2 separate regions of the Homo sapiens genome follow, and region 1 is linked to region 2. The links are chromatin loops, found by intact Hi-C in ENCODE. Cell type or tissue: heart left ventricle. All regions are shown on one strand. Each heading gives the region's core, and the rest is flanking DNA. Links, peaks and the distances in the headings are about the cores only. Region 1 overlaps MAN1A2 (mannosidase alpha class 1A member 2). Region 2 has its middle 67 kb from the start of TENT5C.

Region 1 (10,291 bases), core at 3,648-6,147, 160 kb before region 2:
CAGTGAAATAGCAGTTGGTCAAAAGTCTCTTAAGCTGAAAGAATTGCGAGGAAATTAGCAGATAGAACACCAAGACTCCTAGGAGCGGTTCTCTAGTAGCAGCACTTGAATTGCTGAATGAATATCTCCCACGTGGATTCTCTATGGTTCTATCACTTTATACCATTTACTGTCATAAGCCTCTTATCAAAAACTTTGAAGGTGTGTATTATTTTATATATGTACCTTAGTGTCTACACCCATTCACCTAGATCTTTCTTTGAATTAGATTTTCATTGCACCTTACCTCAATTCTGTTGCACATTTATTTAAAGATCTGATAAACTGAGAAAAGTATACATTTTGAGGATACATTTCAACCATTTTTTTCTGAGTTCATATATATCAGGCATTAGGCAGCTCAGAAATCACAAGTTGGAAACATAGTCTTAACAAATTTGTTATTAAAGGAAAGAGAAATAGCATAAAATTAAGATCAAATTTATCACCACAGTATGTCTACTTTCACTGGTATCAGAGTCTCTGGGGCAGAAATTATGTCTGTGTCTCTTGCTTGTGTGCTTTTTTCCTCCGTATCTCTTGAAATTCAAACTTTGAATATAGTAAAATTCTGGAAAGCTATATAAGAATATGTCTTATATTCTTATATATACTTATATACTTAAGAATAAGTAATCTTAAATAATCAGAGTTATGGACAAAGATTTATGTACAGAGATGTTTATTGCTGTTATAAAAATAAGTCATTATTTGTTCAATAATAGCTGAATGGTTAAGTAAATTATGGCACATCCACAATAGTATCATGAAGCCAAAACAATTGCATTTTTATAGACTTTTCACAGTATAATATTAAGTGGGCTATTAAGTCCACATGTGCATACGTAACACATAGATGAACATGTTAATAGTATTTCAACAATATCAAAATGTGAACTGTAGTTTAGCTTAATTGAAGTTATTTTAGTTTTTAAAAATACTTTTTGTTTTTGTCTCTGTAAATATTTAAAAACATCTTTAAAAATACTCTATTTTGAAAAAAATAGGCTGGATCACTGCTAAGTACCAAAACTAAGTTTCTATAGAGCAAAGCTTTAAATATTAAAAAAAGAAATAAAATCATGAAACAATTGGAAAGTTTTTTTCAACCCTAGGGATGAAGATGGCATGATACAAAACCCAAAGATCATTGAAGAAAAGATTGAGAATTCAATTACATAAAAATAAAAAACATCTGTACAAAAAAAAGAGCACTAAGTAAAGTAAAAGACAGATGGCACACTGGGAAAACATTTCTTAAAATTAGAAATTATTAAGAAAAAATACTAAGCCTACTAAAAAAGGTAGTAGCAGTTCTTAGAAAAGAAATGGCTGTAAACACATGAAGAATGCTTGATCCACTTGTAAGAAATAAATGAAATAATAGATCAGATGCTATGTTTTATTTACTTTCACACTGCTTAAGATTTAAAAGTTTTTGTTCTGGTGTTGGCAAGGATGTAAGAATCTAGTCACTTTCAAACACCCTAAGTGAGAGTACACTGGAAGTATATTCTTTTTCGTTGTTGTTAAGGAAGCAAGGTCCACCTGTGGCCCCTGCCCCGACTTGGAAGTATATTCTTAAAATATCCTTAAGTGTGTATTATCAGTACTTCATTTGTCCTGATAGTCTATGTGAAATATTAATATTCTCAGTGCTTTAGTTTAGTGTTTGAGTTAGAACAAGCATGCATGCAATCAATGTGTTTGTTGAGCTATATATACATAACAGCATAGCACTTGTCATATTAAAATCAGTTGTTTAAACACTATAATGTGTAGCTCCTAAAAAATCAAGTTGTTTTTAATACAGCTTTTTTTGAATTATAAAAATAGCATGTGGATATTGCAAAACGAGTTAAATAGTGCAGAACTGAAGAAATGACAAAAAAAAAAAATGAGTTTCTTTGTGCCTCACATCCAATCTCACTTCCCAAAGAGAATAATTATTAAATAGTTCTTGATATAGCCTTCTGGAAATTTTCTGGGTATATGCAAACATATAAAAATATATATAATATATATCCTTTAGCCTTTTTTCTCCATATATAAGATTATATATACCTATTATTCTGAAACTTGCATTTCCACCTTTTTATCTAGGAAAGGTTTCCATATTGGCATATATAAATCCACTGAGGAATGTTTTATAATTTGTTTAATCAGTACCCTATTGTTAGATATAGAACTTGGTTCTGTTTTTTTGCTCTTATAAACAGTGCTTCAGTGAATGTCCTTTTACATATATCTCTGCTCCCTGTGTGAAGATAAATGTTGGTTAGATTCCTAGAAGTAAAATGGATGACTAGGGCAGTGGCATGTGCATTTGACATAACTATAATTAAGCAAAATAAGCTGAGAGAGCGAACTTTTCAGAAAACTTCTCAGAGAGTTTCAGAAAATTAATTAGAAATGGTTAAAATCAGATGGGTATTCTGAGAAGTATGGAGACATTTAGGCACTACCTGATAATGTGTAGTAAGATTTGAATGAACAAACCTTTTGTTTTAAGTAAATCTTAGACAACAGAGTAAATCACTTAAAACTTGTTTTCTGTAAGTTAAGAACACAGATGAAAAGTCAAACAATCAGATTCTTAGGAAGTAAATGGAATGACAGTTTCAGTGTTTGCTCATCCTTTTAAACTAGTGCTTTCTGGAATCCTTAATTCCACCTCTTTGTTCTTTATCAAGATGTGAGCTCTTTTTCTACTAAGTAAATAGTGATTAAAATATATAAACAATACAAATGTAATATATGAAATGATTTATCCAACAAATGTTTGTTGTTAAGTGCCTGATGTGTGCCAGCTGTTTTGTATGCTAGGGCTGCATCAATGAATGTAAAATAATCCTGACATAAAATAACTTACATCCTAAAAATTTCATTCACTCTCCCCCTAACTTATAATTATGCTGTTTTGAGTGCCTGCCTGTAAAAATATGCCCTATGTGTATTATCCAAACCCTTCATTATTCTCTGTCCTTGCCCTCCTTTATTTTTCTTCATAACACTAACATCATCTGTATTAGTCCATTCTCACACTGCTATAAAGAACTGCCCAAGACTGGGTAATTTATGAAGAAAAGAGGTTTAATTGACTCACAGTTCTGCATAACTGGGGAAGCCTCAGGAAGCTTAAATCGTGGCAGAAGGGGAGGTGGGCACATCTTACGTGGTGGCAGGAAAGAGAGCATGTGAAAGAGGAACTGTCAAACATTATAAAACCATCAGATCTCATGAGAACTCACTCATTATCAGGAGAACAATATGGGGGAAACCACCCCCATGATCCAGTCACCTCCCACCACATCCCTCCCTCTACATATGGGGATTATGGGGATTACAATTCGAGATGAGATTTGGGTGGGACACAGAGCCAATCCATATCACCATCTGACATAGGTGTGTGGTGTTCTTGTTTGGTAGAGATGCGGGTCTTGCTAATTGCCCTGGTTGGTCTTGAACTCCTAGGCTCAAGCAATCCTTCTACCTTAGCCTCCCAAAGTGCTGGGACTACAGGTATGAGTCATCATGCTCAGCCTAGATGGATTTTTTTTTTTAATCTATCTTCCAGTAGAATGTAAGCCTCATAGCCGTAGGGACTTTTTCCTTTTAACTACTATGATCTCCCCAGCACCTAGCACATGAGGCACTCAGTAAATATGTATTGAATTTGTTGATAAATTTTTAGTCTGTTAGGCAAGAAAAGAACTTGGCTATTTGCATCTTTACTCTGATCCCTCTTTAGTTTTTAATTATATCATTTTATCAGTTGTGTTTAAGGCATTACCTGATCATCCTGTATACAATTTCAAATTGTTCCCTTACTCCCTCTTACTTTTCCCTGCTTTACTTTTCTTCATAGCACCTATCTTCCAACATAGCACATAATTTTCTTAAGCATTCCCCAATTAGAATATAAACTACATGAAGAGTTTACAGTATTTTTGTATATTTGGGTTATTGTTTTATCCGCAGTATCTACGGTAGGGCCACTCATATACTATGTATTTCAGTATTAAATGTTTGCTGAATAAAGGATTGAATCATTTCATTTCAAAGGAGACAGCTAAAAAACCCCAGCAATTTTATAAGATCTTGTATATAATAAGAGTAGGAGGGGGAAAGAGAAGAGAATAATAGACCTACTTTATTTCCTGGTTGGGGCTTAGAGCTTGATCTCAGAATTCACTTAGTTTTAGGAGGTGTCTGATAATGAGTCAAAGAATTGATAAAGCAAGAAGAAGGGACCCAAGGCAAAATGTGAAAGCTGAGGATGTCAGGGCTGCGGATTTGTTTTCAGTAGAGAGTCAAAGGTCCAGATGCCCACATAAAGGAGAAAAGCAGAAACAGTACCAACTAATTGTTGTTAGAAGTTACACAAAGTTGGTAACCTAGAAAAGTGGTTCTCAAACCTGAGTGTACATCAGAATCACCTGGAAGGCCTCTTAAAACATGGGATGCTGGGCTCTGTTGAGTTTCTGATAAATAGGTCTAGAGTGGGGCCTAAGAATTTGCGTTTTTAACAAGTTCCCAGGTGATGCTGATGCTGCTGGTCTGGGGGAATCACACTTTGATAACCACTGACATCTGTGACCCAGTAAAACACTTATGGAGACAATTAGGGATTAAGAAATTAACTATACTGGCAGAGAACCTAGCATAAAGTCAGGTGGGCAAGTCTTTGCTTAACTGCTGTATTTATGTAGTTCAGTCTCTTCAAATAGGTATACTGGAAGACCAGAACCGTGGTCTTTACATTTTTAAGTGCTTCCTATGTCCTAATACAATGCAATCTAAATATTAGGCACTGGGATACACACACACACACACACACACACACACACACACGTAGGAACACACAAAGTGAATTTCACTTCTACTATTTAATATAAGCATTTTTCCAGTTTCAAAAATTTAATCTTTGAAATATGCTTGCCAATTTCTTTTGCTACAGTAGAGGGAGCTACAACCCAAATTTTACTAATGTAGCAATACACAATAAGGCTATTCTTCTCCATCCTTGTTCATTAGTCTTTTTAAAAAAACTTTTAAAATCAGCTTTATTGAAATATGTTAAGTGTACAGTTTATTGCATTTTGGCAAATGTTTAAGCCTGGGTAAACATCAGCCTTACTTGATGCATGGAATATTTCCATTCTAATTTGGCAGTCAGTTCTACCCACCCCCAAACTCTAATCTGCTTTCTGTCACTATAGGTTGCTGCTTGTGAAATTTCATATAATTTGAATCATGCAGTATTAGGGAGGAGGTAAAGGATAATCATTGTTTAAGGGGTATAGAGTTTGAGTTTTACAAGGTAAACAATGTGAATATACTCAACACTACTGAACTGTACACTTTAAAATGGTTAAGGTGGTAAATTTTATGTTACGTGGCTTTCACCACAATAACGTTTATGTTTGGTTTTTTTTACATAATATTTTTTAGGTTAATCCATGTTGCATTTATCAATAGTTCATTCCTTTCTATTGATGAGTATTATGCTCTTGTTTGGATATACCACATTTTATTTGTCCATTCACTTTTTGATGGTCCGTTAATCATGTGTTTTTGAAAGGAATCAGAAAAAAAGAATTGTTTACCATTTGGCTACACTTAATCTTGCTCTTAATTTTTTCTTTCTAGTAATTTTCAAATTCATCCCTTAAAAGTAATTTCATCTAATTTACTATTATTAAATAAATATTATAAAATAATTTGCTATTTATTAAATAAAAATTCTAAATGTTTTTAATCTGGTGCTTCTAAAAGCAGAAATGTAGGAGCTAAAATTTGTGGCAACAGTTTTTCTCTCAAAACTCAGGTAAATATTGTTGCCTGCAGTTTATTGCCCTAAGTTTGTCTGGCTTTTTAAAAAATTTCATTGTCTTCTAGTTCTTCCTTTGCAAACAATTTTACTAAGCAAGTTATTCTTGATATTTAGTTTGGTTTGCTAACTTAGCTACTTTTTCTAAGGGAACATATTGTAGTATTGTAAAGAAAGCTAGTAATAAATGAATAGAGTAATAGATTTGTGATACCAACTTGATACCAATTTGTGATACCAGCTTACCTCTAGGAGGTAAGTATATGTGCACTTCACTGTAAAATTCTTCCAACATTTCTATGTTTGGAAGTTTTACAGGCTGGGCACAGTGGCTCATGCCTGTAATCCCAGCACTTTGGGAGGCCAAGGCGGGTGGATCACCTGAGTTCAGGAGTTCGAGACCAGCCTGGCCAACATGGTGAAACCCCGTCTCTACTAAAAATACAAAAATTAGCCGGGCATGGTGGTGCATGGCTGTAATCTCAGCTACTTAGGAGGCTGAGACAGGAGAATCACTTGAACCCGGGAGGCAGAGGTTGCAGTGAACCAAGATCATGCCACTGCACTCCAGCTGGGGGACACAGCAAGACTCCATCTCAAAAAAAAAAAAAAGAAGAAAAAGAAAGTTTTATAAAATACTGGGGGCCAAAGGGAGGGGAAAACTAGTAAATTATCCAGAATAGGTATTGGTACTGATGTTATTGTCGTATCCTCTCATAGTTTTAATTCTCTTTTTTACTGCTGTTGTTATCTTCATTTGCTTATGAAGTTATTCTCAGTATAAGCAAATGAATGCACAGTTAGCTAGCTATCAGACTATTAAAGCAAATTCCCTGAGCAAGGTTTTGAAGTAAGTTCAGAGACAACTCTGTTAGTGGCTTTGTCCATAAAACATCAATAGTAGTATGACTTTTAAATTTCTGAGCACAAGTGACTAAGTAATATATTTTGGAGAGAGAGAATCAGTGGGATCATTGTGGGTGAGGATTCTCAGATGAGGGGAAAAAACGGTTAGAGAAGACTGAAAAACAAAGCCACTATTTCCTTTGTTTATCTTTTATCTTGTCTGCAACTGGATCTTGAAGTTAGCCTCCTACCATGAGAGAACTGTTTTTCCAGCTGGATGAAAAGAGTAGCATCAAGTCCCCTATTCTGCTGTTTTCTGCTCACTTACTCCTGGAGACAAGCTAAGTCAAATCAATATGTACTTATAAGTACCTGCTTTCTCAGAGTTGTATTTGAGAATTAAAGTATATGAAATGTATACTCTACCCATAAATAGCTTGGAGTCTGGTTTAGAAATCTCTTACCTTTAGGCATGGACAAATTTAATAAAAGTACAAAGTATATATGCAGTTGGCCCTCCATGTCAATGGGTTCATGGATTCAACCAAACATGGATTGAAGATATAGTTTTTTAAAAATTACATCTGTTTTGAGCATGTATATACCTTTTTCTTGTCATTATTCCCTAGGCAATATAACAACTATTTACATAGATTTAAAGTATGTGGGAGCATATGCATTGGTTATATGAATATACTATACCATTTTATATCAAGGATTTGAGCATTCAAGGATTTTTGTATCTGCGAGAGGTCCTGGAACCAATCCCCCATAGATACTGAGGGACAACTGTATTCAGTGCTAAATAGAAAATAAATGTTTTAGAAATTCAGAGAAGGGAATTTTGGTGCAGGCCAGAGTAGTCATGAAGAAAGACTAAAATGATGCTGAATTAGTAAGATGTTAATAGGTGGGGTAAAACAGAAAGTAGCTTTGTGAAAAGAAGGATTCAGCCTGAAAAAATACCTTTAAAAAAACACTAAAGAAACTAGACCGACTAAAGTACATTCACTAGGAGAAGTAGTAGGAAATAAGAGCTCTAGAATCAAAATCAGGGAAGCAGCATGGATGACCCTTGAGGACATTATGCTAAGTGAAATAAGTCAGCCATAAAAAGACAAATATGGGGTGATTCCACTTCTATGAGGTCTCTAAAGTAGTCACATTTATGGAAACAAAGTAGAATGTTGGTTACCAGGGACCTGGGGAGGGGAATGGAAATGAGTTTTAGTTTTGCAAAGAACAGTGTGAATATACTTAATACTACTGAACTATACGCTGAAAAATGGTGAAGATGGTAAACTTTATGTCATGTGTTTATTACCACAATAAAAAAAATATAAGGAAAGCAATGGCATGCTAAAAAGGGAATTATAAGATAAAATGCAAAGCACTCATACTTTAACTCCAACCTCCTCTCCTCTAACCCCTTCAATCCAACTTTTCCCTTCTTTAAAATTATCTTTTTCCTATCCCACTGCTTCCCTCCATTATTCCTAAAATATTAATATTAATTGCAAAATCACATTTGAAATAGTATCTTGATATATAATTTATTTGGATTCTTGCAGTAATTTAAAATAACAGATTATATTCCAGGTAAACAAATATGGCTAAGATGAAACTAGAACCCCAAAGGAAGAAAAGTAACTGATTATTTTAAATTGCTACTACAAATGCAGTTGGATTGAAGAAAATATAGATGTATTTAATGTCCATTTTCACAAAATTCTAGGAAGTCATGGTATGAAGACAGAAAGGAACTAGTCATCATGAAGAATCAGAAAGGATTTCTAAGAACAAGTTCTTGCTGGACCATCTAATGTTCTTTTTGGATTGGATTAATAATAGACTTGAGAGTAGGGGATTCCATGAACATAATTACATGGCATTCAGCAAATTGTTTGACACAGTCTCTCACAATGGATGAGTGGAACTTCTGCTTACTCTAAAGATGGAACCAGATTTACCCTTCTGCCTGAAATAAATGACAAAATATATGTGAAATAATGGTTTTGAAACACCAGACAGGAGGCAATGAAGGACAGTAATCTCTGAGAAACAGGAAACAAATGAAGTAAGCCCTGTAATTGCCCCAGCTGTCTTGATAGAGTTTCCAGGACATGATACAGGGAGGGGACTTGAGACAAAGCCCAGCGTGCTCCCTGAGGAGATGAAGCTGTGAGTGTGGGGAAACTAAGGTAGCTAGAATTCACAGGACAGTACCAGAGAGAAGAGAGCTGCAGAGAGAAATAACCAAGGGAATGCACTGGAGTGTTCAGCAGAGTGCTGATCATCACATGCATGTGAAGAACCTACCTGAGGTGAGGGAAAGAATCATCCTAGAGGATTAAAGGCAGCAGTTTCTGGCACTCACACAGGGCCACATAGGGTTGCAGGAACAGTGCCTGTTACCAGCAACCAGACTGTAAAAATTCATATTCAAGTGGCACTGGGTAGAGTGAGTACTCAGGAAGGTCCTGCCTCAATAGTGGGGAATAACCTGCTGCTTTGGACCTATGTAGCAAATAATGAAAGCAAGACCTGAAAGGATCAGACTGTTTCTAAGTGATCTAACTACATCCCTGAACAAAACTCAAGGTTTATATAAAGGAATATAAAAATAACTACCACCCAACAAAGTAAAATCTGTAATGTCTAGCATCTTAGTCAAAGATTACCATGCATGCCAAGAGGCAGTACAATGTGATCAATAATTATGAAAATAAAACCAACTTAGAACTGATAAAGATGTTAGAATTAGTAGACAATGACAGTTAAAATATTTATGATAACTATGTTCCCTCTATTCAAAAAGTTGAGACCTAGAAGATATAAAAACCCAAATCAAATTTCTCTAAACAAAAACTGTAATGTTTCAGTTGAAAAATATACCAGATGAGATTATTAGCATGTTAGACATTGCAGAAGTAAAAATTAGTGAACTTGAAGACTTAGCAATGAAACTATCCAAAATGAAACAAGAGCAAAAAATAAGAATCTTATAAAAATAGAAAGTTGTCAGTGATGAGCTATGAGACAACTTACAGTGGCTTAAAATACATGAACTTAGAATCTCCAAAGAAGAGAACACAAGAAGGTGGACCCCCAAAAAAACCCTTTTTTTGAAGAAATAATGGCAAAAAACTTTCCAAACTTGATGTAAACTATTTACCCACAGGTCCAAGAAGCTAAACAAACTCCAAGCACAAGAAACATGAATGAAGAAAACTTTACCAAGACACCTTATAATCAGATTGCTCAAAACCAGGGGTAAAGAAAAAAATCTTTAAAGCAACAGAGGAGAAAGAAAAATTAGGTAAACAGGAACAAATATAAAAATGGCAGCAAGAATCAACCATGGAATTTTAAACCATCTGATATAGGAAATGGAAAGACTTAAAGTAATTTTACAGAGGATCTTTATATCATGACAGTTCATGAATTTCATAAAAATAAAAATATTTGCCACTGAAGATTGATCCAAATTCTGAAAAAGCAAGAGTTTACTATAAAACAAAGACAAAAACCTATTATAAAGAAGCTCGTCTGATTACCCAGTGAAAATGCATA
Region 2 (10,291 bases), core at 2,594-5,093:
ACAAAGGTGACTAAGATATAGCTCCTGTCCTCAAGAAGTGCGTTCTCTGGCAAGCAGATGGCCAAGGGAAGTTTTAAAAATGGCCACAGTGGGAGGCCATGAGAGGCCCTGTGCCCAGGGACAGTGAGCTCAGAGCTGGCTGAGGGAATCTAGGATTTCTTTCTTAAAAAATACAGTGGGAAGTTGGCCAGATGCAGTGGCTTATGCCTGTAATCCCAGCACTTTGGGAGGCTGAGGTAGGAAGATCACTTGAGGCCAAGCATTTGAGACCAGTCCGGGCAACATAGAGAGACCCCCAACATCTATGTGAGCATGGTGGTGTGTGTCTGAAGGCTTAACTATTTGGGGTCCTGGCAGGTTGAGTCTGCAGTGAGCCATGATCATCACTGAACTCCAGTCTGGGCAACAGAGCAAGACCCTGTCTCAAAAAAAAAAAAAAAAAAAAAAAAAAGAAAAAGAAAAAGAAAAAAAGAAAAGAAAAAAAAGGTTTCTCCCTTGCATGATAACTTTTAAAAAATGAAAAATTTAGACAAAATAGAAAATCACTCATATTTCTATCACATAATGTAACTATTTTTTTAAACTTCTTTCTCTGTAAGTTTTGGGGATTGAAAAAAACTTTTTATTTTGAAATGATTATAAATTCACAGAAAGCTGCAAGAACAGTACAGAGATGTCCTGTGTACCCTTCACTCAATTTTCCCCAATGGGGACATCTTACATGTGTATAATACAGCCTCAAAGCCAGGGAAGTGACATTGGTCCAATCCCCAGATCTTATTCAGATTCCACCAGTTTTACATGGTAGAGCTTTTTGCTAACAGAGTTATAATGGGCTTATATGTGTGGTCCATATCTTATTTCTTGAATTAACTTTATCTCATGCAGCTTTTTAAACATTATTGCATAAATCATTTATAAGGTCTACATAATGAACATTCACCCACCTCAAGTAGCAGTTGGCTAAGTTTGTCCCCCGCTTCTGATGTTTCCATTACTTCCAGTTACACTGTTAGGAACAATGCTTCTGTATTTTATATTCTTCTTATATACATCTATGTTTTATATTCTTAGAATAAATTATCTAAAGAAGAAAGGAAGGAGATACAGGATGATAAATGCTTAAGGGGGCTATGTAATACTTTTTTCTTAAGATAGGAAAGAATTAAACATACATTGGTTTTGGGTCTGACCAAGTACAGAGGGAGCAGTGGAAGATACAGGGGAGAGGTCTTCTGACTGGAAAACACATAGGAGGGGATGGGGACACGGGAGGCTGAGAGCATTCATGTCCTCAATTTTTTACCCTTCCCTGTCTGCAAGCCGTTTGCCATGTAACTTTGGAGTTCTTCCCATAAAAGCACAGTATTTATTTCCCTACTCTGCAGGGCTTGCTTTGGCATGCAGAATGAAGCAAAGGGTCAGTGTGCCAGTTCTGAGCCTAGGCCTCAAGGGGCATTGAGCGTTTCCAGGGCTCTCTCTTGAGCCTCTGTCATAGATATGAAAATGCACCCGAGCCAGCCTGTTGGAGGTGAGAGACCAGGGAGCAGTGCGCGATCTCCCCAGCTGCCTCTGCCAAGGGTGGCCTAGATCAGCCAACAGCCCGCAGCCCCTCACACGTGATGTGTCCAGCCCAAATCAGCAAAGCTGCCTGACTGACCCGAAGCACAGAAGTGGTAAAGTTTATTATTGTATGTCATTGAGGTACAGATGACTTTTCACCTGGGAACTTTGCAGCAGAAGCTGACTGATACATGGTGCTCAGGATAGAGGTAGAGGGAAAGAAGGAAAAGAGGTTTCAGATCTAGGTAAGTCCAGGCATTACAGAAAGAGCTGCTTTTCTGTGGATGTGGTCGTGTTCTTTGCAAAGACTATTTCTTTTCTGCCTCTGATGGTGGGTGGGCAGAGGATGACCATGCATCTTAAATGAGCCACTTAAACTGAGGAATTAAACTCTTTTTTTTTTTTTTAAGATGGAGTCTTGTTCTGTCGCCCATGCTGGAGTGCAGTGGTGTGATCACAGCTCACTGCAAGCTCCACCTCCCAGGTTCAAGCAATTCTCCTGTCTCAGCCTCCCGAGTAGTTGGGACTACAGGCATGCGCCACCACACTCAGCTGATTTCTGTATTTTTAGTAGAGACAGGGTTTCACCATATTGATCAGGCTGGTCTCAACCTCTTGACCTCAGGTGATCCGTCTGCCTCGGCCTCCCAAAGTGCTGGGATTACAGGCGTGAGCCACCACGCCTAGCTAGGAATTAAACTCTTAAAGTTTTCTGTCTCAGCTACCAGGGCCAAGATGTAAGAAAAGGGAAGTTAGACTTTTGTTTAAAGAAAGCATGAGACAGGCCACCCTACGAACCAGGGCTGCCATAGACAGTGATGCAGGCTGTGCCCTGCACAAGGGCTCCTGGCCAAGGGCAGTGTGAGATGCATTCAGTGCAATGAAGCATGGATAGGAAGAACATGTCTGCATCAAAGTGCAACTTATACTCTGTGTACCAAAAAGAGTTTCACTGATAAGAATGAGGGGAAAATAGCACCTACAATTAGATACAGAATTTCCTCAGTATCAAAAAGCTAAGTTGTTTCTTTTCTGAAGCCCTTGATATACAATAAAAATAAATCTTATGCCCCACAGATAACGCTGGTTTAGTTTCGGTATCTTGGTGCCACCAGGAGCTGCGTGCTCTTTTTGAAATGATGAGAGTAGGTAAAAAGTAAGGAGTCTCTCCTGTTTCTCTTTATAGGATGGTTTTCCTGCTCTGTTAAGTGGCGCTCATCCTTCAGCTCCACACTCAAGGGGCAAGGACTCCTGTGGTTAAATATTCTGAGATCAATGCCACAGAGGGAAGCCACTCAAAGGGAAAGTCTTGGGCCTTTGGGTGTGGGGCAGGACTTTCTCGAGTTCCCGTGAGTCAGAGAGTCTCAGGAAGGGAAGGATCAGCAGAGTCATTCGGACCACCCTTTCATTTAACAAATGAGGAAAAAGAAGCCAGAGGGGGAAGGGACTGGCCCAGGGTCACGTAGCTCATAAACGACACAGCGGCAATGAAAACCCAGAGACTTTCACTTCTCTCCCTTCATTCTTTTTCTTCCATTCTCATCAAACCCGAAGAACAGGAATGGATGGTTGTTATAATACTGGTCCAGGAGGAGAGGCTTTAAATCAGAGTCCAAGGCAAAGTCCCTTTCAGAAAGCTCTGCTGGCCTGAGAGCCTTCCTCAATGCTTTGCCCACACGGCGCTGCACGATGCTGCCACGGCACCTCATGCCTCAGTGTGCTCTGGTTATATCTCAGGTCCCCCTGACCAGGAGAAATCTCCTGGAACAGTCAGAGACAGGTCACACCTCAGGCCGAACGCCCTGGGCCCAGGGTTAGGATTCACAGAATTGCGTGCTGAAACCTCCCAACAGTGGTTGAACTCTGGGTTCTGACACATGAGTGGATCAGGACCAACTGGGTCTAGATTTCTAAAATGCCTTCTGAAATGCTGCTTTTCCAGCAGTGGCAGAGAGCAGGGTGAGCAGTGAGGAGAATATAGGGAGGGGAAGACTGTGCTCTCAGACACCAGGACAGCCAGCCCAAATACACACCAGAGCCTGGGCCCAGTGGGTTCTAGTCCTGCCCTGTGTAACTTGCTGTGCAGCTTTGGGCAGATCCCCTCCCCTATCTGGTCCATGGCCTCCCAATCTGTGACATGAAGGCGTGGACCGGATGGTCACTGAGGCCCCTCCCAGCTTGGCCATATGTCCAGCCTTGAACCACGTGTAGACTCAAAGCAATTAGCCAAGAAGAGGAGTCTCCAGACAATTCCTCTTGCTCCACCCTGCCTCTGTGTCTGGTTCCTCTCCTGGCAGTTTCTATTTTCTGCTCTGTCTGGACAGAAGGGCTTGCTTGGCTCTGTCTGTCTTCCAGCCTTCCCTAGGAAATTGTCTTTGCTTGGAGCACAATGACGCACAGGGGTGCCCCCTGCCGCTCAGCTCTGTGCCATGGGCTTCCAAGGGCTACAGAACAATGGGGTGGAGGGGGAGCCTTTGGGTCAAAGTCTTGGGCAGCTGCCAGGCAGAAGGGAAGTGCAGAGGCTGGCCCTGGTGCAGGGTCACAGAGATCTCCCTTCTCTCTCTGCACTGTCTCCTTGGCCTGAGTAAGCAGAAGGTCCTGGATGCTGCAGCCACAGAGGCGGGAGGCAGAACAGCAGAGACCTGAGAAGGATAGGAGTGACTCTTCAAGAATGAGGTCTGGAGACCAGAGCAGGAAGCCCTCAGAATAGAGAGAACATGGGCAAGGTGGTCAGCAGGCTGGTGGGCAGCCCCGCTCAGATCCCTCCCCTAGAGCAGAATGGTTACAAAACCTGGGTATGGGGGCCTATTCTGGAGTGGCCTGGCCCAAACAGCAAATTGTTGTGAACCCCCATATTTTAACTTAAAAATCCAGTGCCTGTCACATGATGGACGCTCAGTAAATGTTTACTGAATTAATGTGAATCCTGCATTCTACTGCATCATCTGTATAATTCCTGATTTTCGGGCTCTTGAGGGCTTCTCGTACCCCTAGCTCACTGCCTTGTACCCTCTGAGAAGCAGGGCTGGGATGGAGAGAGTTCTGCGTGTGTTGTCGGGCACCCTGAGCCATCGCTGGGCCAAGCCATTGCACCTGCCAGGGCCCTGGTTTTCCCATCTGTGAGACAGGATAGAGAGGCAGGACCGCAGGCCTCAGCCAGCTCGGGAATGGCAACTGCTGGCACTCCAGTGTGCATCAGTATGTCTGAGATAGCCGGCGAACGGAGCACTGGGGCAATGTTTGAAGGGCAACTGAGCCTCACTAGGGTGAAGCTTGTGCCAAAGCAGCAGGAAAGCGTGTTCCATACTCTGTGCCACCTCTGATTGCGTCTTGAATATTCCATGCTTTTATGTTTCTGGGTATGACCAGAAGCTTGGAAAAAGTTCCTTGCATTGTGACCCACATGTATATCTGTGTTAAAAAAAAATGCTGAAGTCTGCATCATGCTTTTCAGATTTGTTAATTCATTTGATTATTCATTCGTTTATTCATTCATTCCAAAAACATTCATTGAACACCACAATGTGGCAGATGGTAGGGTCCCTCATTGGGAGGAGACACTCAGTGAAATAAACAGACAATTACACTGCAATGCACGAAGTGCTATAATGATGGCATGAACAAAGTGTTTAGGATGGTTTGCAATGGCACTCACCTTTTCCTCTGGAGCACAGAGTGTGTCCATGTGCTCATCACCATCACTCTCTGAAGAGGGGACAGTGTCTATGGAGGAGGACCCTGAGGCTCAGAGAGGTTAAGTGACTCACACAAGATCACACAGTCCTTATCTTCCGATGCTAAACCCAGTGCTCAAGGGATTACTTTGTATGTTACCCCACAGCTATGGATATAATGTTATGACTCACCTCCTTTTGGGGTTCTTTTAGTGAATCACTGTTGCTTTATTAAGTCTCTTTTGTCCTGCTAAAAAAAAAAAATTGTGAAACTATCTGCTTGACCACTTTCTTTATAAAACTGGTCGGTCTGATGGGCTTGTGTTAACCTTTAAGAAAATGAAAATATTTTAAGATTTTCTTTTTTGGCCCTATCTTGGGCTGGACAGTCATTCCCATCTCTTCCCTCCACAGACAGCCATGGTCTTTAGACCATCCAGGAGAAACCTCCCTAGGTTTGTGAGCTGTTGGGATCATTGTTACCACTGTGGGTCCCTTTTCAGCCTCCTATGTATCAAACTGACTTTGCTTTCCTTTCAACCTTCCAGAAATTAGACCCACAAAACATAGAGATGGGTCACATAAGTCAAAACGGAGGCAGAGGCTGGTGAAACCCTTTACCCTCTGACAACAGTGTTCTTCAGGATTCTTGAGAACAGGTGAACACATTTGAATTGAGCCCTGACTTTGCTCTGTGACTCTGTCCCTGTCCTTGAACCTCTCTGAGCTTCCATGAGCTCATCTGGCATACAGATATATCAACAGTCACACAGATCACAAAAAGATGCCAGGGTTTACAAAGCAATTCGTAAAAAGTGACCTCCTTGATGAATGGAGGGTGCCCAGCAGGCTTCTTTAGGGTGTGTGAGCAAGGCAGCATGAATATTGGAAAGAGTCTGGACTTTGAAGTGAGAAGATCCAACTTCAGACTCTGACGCTGCCTTTTACGAGCTATGTGACTTTGAGCAAGTTTCCAACAGCCCTAAGACTCAGCAGCATAACTAGGATGATGATGGCACCTTCCCCATCCACCTTACCCCCAAGTTGTTAAGAGAATGAAAGCAGCTGAAGCCCTGCTAACCAGGCAATCTGGGCTGCATGCTGGTCAGTGCCAGGACCAGGGTTGAGTTTCTCCTTCAGCAACCGCAGTCCTCCCAGAGGATGGGAGTCTTGTGTGCTTCAGACAATAAGATCCTGCCAAGACAAGAAAAGGAAGCTGACAATTTCTCACTTCTTTCAGCTGTCTCTCGAGCTCCCTCCACAGGCCCACATCACCCCACTAGCCTTCTACACTCCCAAAACACTTTTCAGAAGGGCTTGTCTCCCTTCCTTCTGGCACAGCACCAATGCTCTGTCTAGTCTGGAGGTGGACTTGCTGCTTCACACTCTAGAAAATGCGGGGCTGTTGAGTGACAGTGGCACCCACCACGGGAGTCCCACTTTTTTACCCTACAAAGCTTATCTGGGCGGATGCCAGGTTCCTAGGTTTGGGTTCCCTCCACTATGAGGGGCTCAGCCCACTTGGAGTCAAAAGGAAACAGCCCAGCTACCGACTTGCATAGGAGACCCTCTGGGAAGGTTTGCTGGTGGAAAGACCACTCTGGCTGCTCCTCGAGTGTTGCCGGGGTGTACTCTGCTCTGCCTGCAGGCCTCCCCAGCCCAGGAGGACCCATTCCACCTGTTGGAGATTTGCTGGCTACCTCCAGGTGGCCAACGAGGGTGTGGCAACTTCACAAATAAGGAAAACCAGGATAAGAGGCAATGTTTGCCTCTGTGAAACAAGTTTGCGATAGTTTTGTGATAATTCTGATTAGGCTGTTCCAAAACCATTGTTTTGCCAACAGCAGCTCTCCTCCATTTTTTTCTTTCTTTCTTTTTTTCTTTTTAGAAATCAAAGGCCATGACTGTTCACCTTTCCTTTGAAGTATTATGTCTATTTGCTTATTTGATTCAGATAGGTTGAGAACCATATGGCTCTCCTTTTTAAGTAAAATTTTCCTTCTTTAAGCCACCGATCCATAGGAAACAAACATCTGTGGAATAAAACAAAGTACACCATACAATGAATATTGACTAAATAGAAAATAGGCATTCATATTTGAAGGCAAGATACATAAGTTATATCAGTAATCATTGACCATAAGCTGACTGTCAACATAACCTGAGGTGGTAAATGCTCCACCAGTGCTCAGGTTGTCTCTAGAAATTCCATCAGGTCTTCTAGGAGGATGGCATTTTCTGTGTGGTATAACCATTCTTAAAAATATTTAACATAAGTACCCACATAATGTTTTTCTGACATATATTGCAAAAATAATTTTGGGAGAAAATCCATAAGCATGTCACATAATATTATACAGAATACAGTTGAGAAAAGTTGCCTACAAGAGCAAAAGCAAAGGCAGATTTTGTGGGTTCCAGGTACCAGGGTACACATCTAGCCCAGCTTAGGACAGTGGAAGACAGTCAGAAATGTCCAGACCCCTGCCAAATTATTGAAGACTTGAGCTCTGAGGGTCTGCAAACCTGTGGAAGATGTCCCCTTCCACTGGAGGGAATGACAAGGCCAGAGCAATCAGTTCAAGCAGCTCCCCACACCTCGGGTTTCTGCCTATAATTCAAACCACAGGAGAGACACAGCTTCACTTGTTCTCTTTCCTCACTTTTGTTCTCATCTGAGAGGGCACTGAAACCCTCAGCCTTCCTTCAGTCAGTCCGGTACACAGCTGGACCTGACTCAAAAGGCTATCAGTCTGTCTCACACTCCAACACCAAGGATAGCCACTGATTGAATACTTCAGTGACAAAGAACTCAGTGTTCTGGGCAACCATCTATTTTATTTTCACATCACTCAAAATAGTTGGTCCTTATATTGAGCTAAAATTGGCCTCCCTGAAATTTTAGCCGTTGGTTCCAATTTCTTGCTGGGAAGCTATGCAGAATACAGTGTATGCCTTCTTTCACATGACTGCCCTTACAAATGGATGAGGATAGGTCTCAGGCCAAAGCATCCAGTTCCTTCAACTTAGGGAAGAGTGTTTATTAGTGATCTGGGGGATTTGGGCCCCACTCCAGAATCCTATTAAAACTGTGGATCATCTCCCCAGAAAGATGCACACACATCTGCATACACCCCCATTTGCAAACATCCTTCCCCTTCTGAGCCCACCCATGGATCTCTTTAAATGCCAGTGGACCCTCGGTAGGCACTTTGCATTGGAACTCTAAAACCAGATGCCGGAGGTGGAAGGGAACTTAACGGCCCAATCTCCTCACTTCAGAGATAAGGACTCCGTCTGTAGGCACTTTGCTCCTGGCTTGCTGGCCCCAGCATCAGGCCTTGGCTGCAATCGAATGGTAGTAGAGCCTTCAGTAGTGCAGGGTAACAAAAGAAGTATGAGAGCTGTTTTGGTGTTTCCTCCCCAAGTGGGGAGATCAATTAGTGCAACAACTCTGGCCTGTCTCCATCTCATTACTTGGGGCTTCCCCAGGGAAGGGAGTGACTGAACTTGCTTGCTGAATCTGGGCAGAACAAATCTGGTTTGCTTAGCTGCTTTCTACCTGTCTCCTTGGGAGTGAGTTTCCCCCTAACCCCTACAGGCCATGCGACTCCCCTCTTTCTCTTCATTCCTAAGTCTTACCTAGGCGGGACCCTCTGACTGAGATTTGTCCATAAAAATGCTGATCCTCTAGCTCCCATCAGCTGCTCCTTGGCTTTCCTTCTCAGTGTTTCCTGAACTCAATCAGAAGAGAGGTGCTCTCCCCATCAGTCTCCTCTTAGAAATGTGGAATTGTGGCCAGGAGCGGTGGCTCACGCCTGTAATCCCAGCACTTGGGGAGGCCAAGGTGGGTGGATCACCTGAGGTCAGGAGTTCGAGACCAGCCTGGCTAACATGGTGAAACCACATCTCTACTAAAAATACAAAAATTAGCCGGGCGTGGTCCCGGGCACCTGTAGTCCCAGCTACTCAGGAGGCTGAGGCAGGAGAATCGCTTGAACCCAGGAGGTGGAGGTTGCCGTGAGCCGAGATCATGCCATTGCACTTCAGCCTGAGCAACAGAGTGGGACTCTGTCTCAAAAAAGAAAAAAGAAAAAAAAAAAAGAAAGATGGAATTGTACAGGACATACTGTTTTGTAAGCTGCCTTAGAAATATTTTTCGCTGGCCGGGCGCCGTGGCTCACGCCTGTAATCCCAGCACTTTGGGAAGCTGAGGCAGGCAGATCACGAGGTCAGGAGATCGAGACCATCCTGGCTAATGCGGTGAAACCCCGTCTCTACTAAAAATACAAAAAATTAGCCAGGCATGGTGGCTGGCGCCCATAGTCCCAGCTACTCAGGAGGCTGAGGCAGGAGAATGACATGAACCTGGGAGGCGGAGCTTCCAGTGAGCCGAGATTGCGCCACTGCACTCCATCCTGGGCGACAGAGCGAGACTCTGCCTCAAAAAAAAAAAAAAAAAAAAAAGACAGAAATATTTTTTGCTTAACAATATACTGTGAATCTTCTCCATGTCATTAAATATTCTGGATTTTGGAGGAGATTCTAGAGGCAGAGAGGGAGAGAAAGAGATAGAGAGACACAGAGACACAGGAGACAGAGAGAAAAAGGAAGGATGTGAAGGAAGAAAGAGGAGGAGGAAGGACCGCAAAAGAAGAAAGATAGAGAGACAGACAGAAGTGAGGGTGAGAGAGAGGGAAGAATCTGCAGTCTGAGGGGAAGCTGAATCATAAATAGGAGGGGTGGGGAGGCAAGGATCAGAACAGGAGATGGGCTTTGGCCACTGGGTAGCTCAGGGATCTTTTGCTGCCCCTTCCACACACTGACAATTACCACACTTGCTGCATTCCCCAAGGGCCATCTTGAGGGGTTGCTCAGTCTCTGATAAGCCCAGAGGTGATGTGACTCCCTGGGGAGCAGCATGCATGGATGGCAAGTTGGCAGGGAAGTCAGATGCAGGCCAGCACTCCAGTGTCTCTCATGTGACACAGCTTCTTGACCCTCTAGTGTCCTGGTTATCCTCCAGGGATGACAACTATTTTGGCAGTGACCTC

What was found. Peaks named below come from ENCODE experiments on the same cell type or tissue, not always from the same donor. Only the 100,000 strongest peaks of a DNase experiment are listed, where the experiment ranks them.
Region 1: it touches region 2 in a loop (4-fold over the local background); 14 of 110 quality-filtered maps call a loop at or near these places.

Annotation. Positions count from the first base shown.
Region 1 is chr1:117,507,892-117,518,182 of GRCh38, forward strand. All of the region lies in intron 12 of MAN1A2 (mannosidase alpha class 1A member 2), which reads left to right. Among named protein-coding and RNA genes, the nearest start is that of TENT5C-DT, 93 kb to the right of the region's middle. In heart left ventricle, for the core only: a CTCF peak has its summit at 5,016 (motif pointing right); no DNase peak of the experiment used is centred there.
Region 2 is chr1:117,668,238-117,678,528 of GRCh38, forward strand. No RefSeq gene overlaps it. Among named protein-coding and RNA genes, the nearest start is that of TENT5C, 67 kb to the left of the region's middle. In heart left ventricle, for the core only: a CTCF peak has its summit at 3,984 (motif pointing left); DNase peaks (open chromatin) are centred at 3,991 and 4,734; H3K27ac peaks cover 2,011 bases.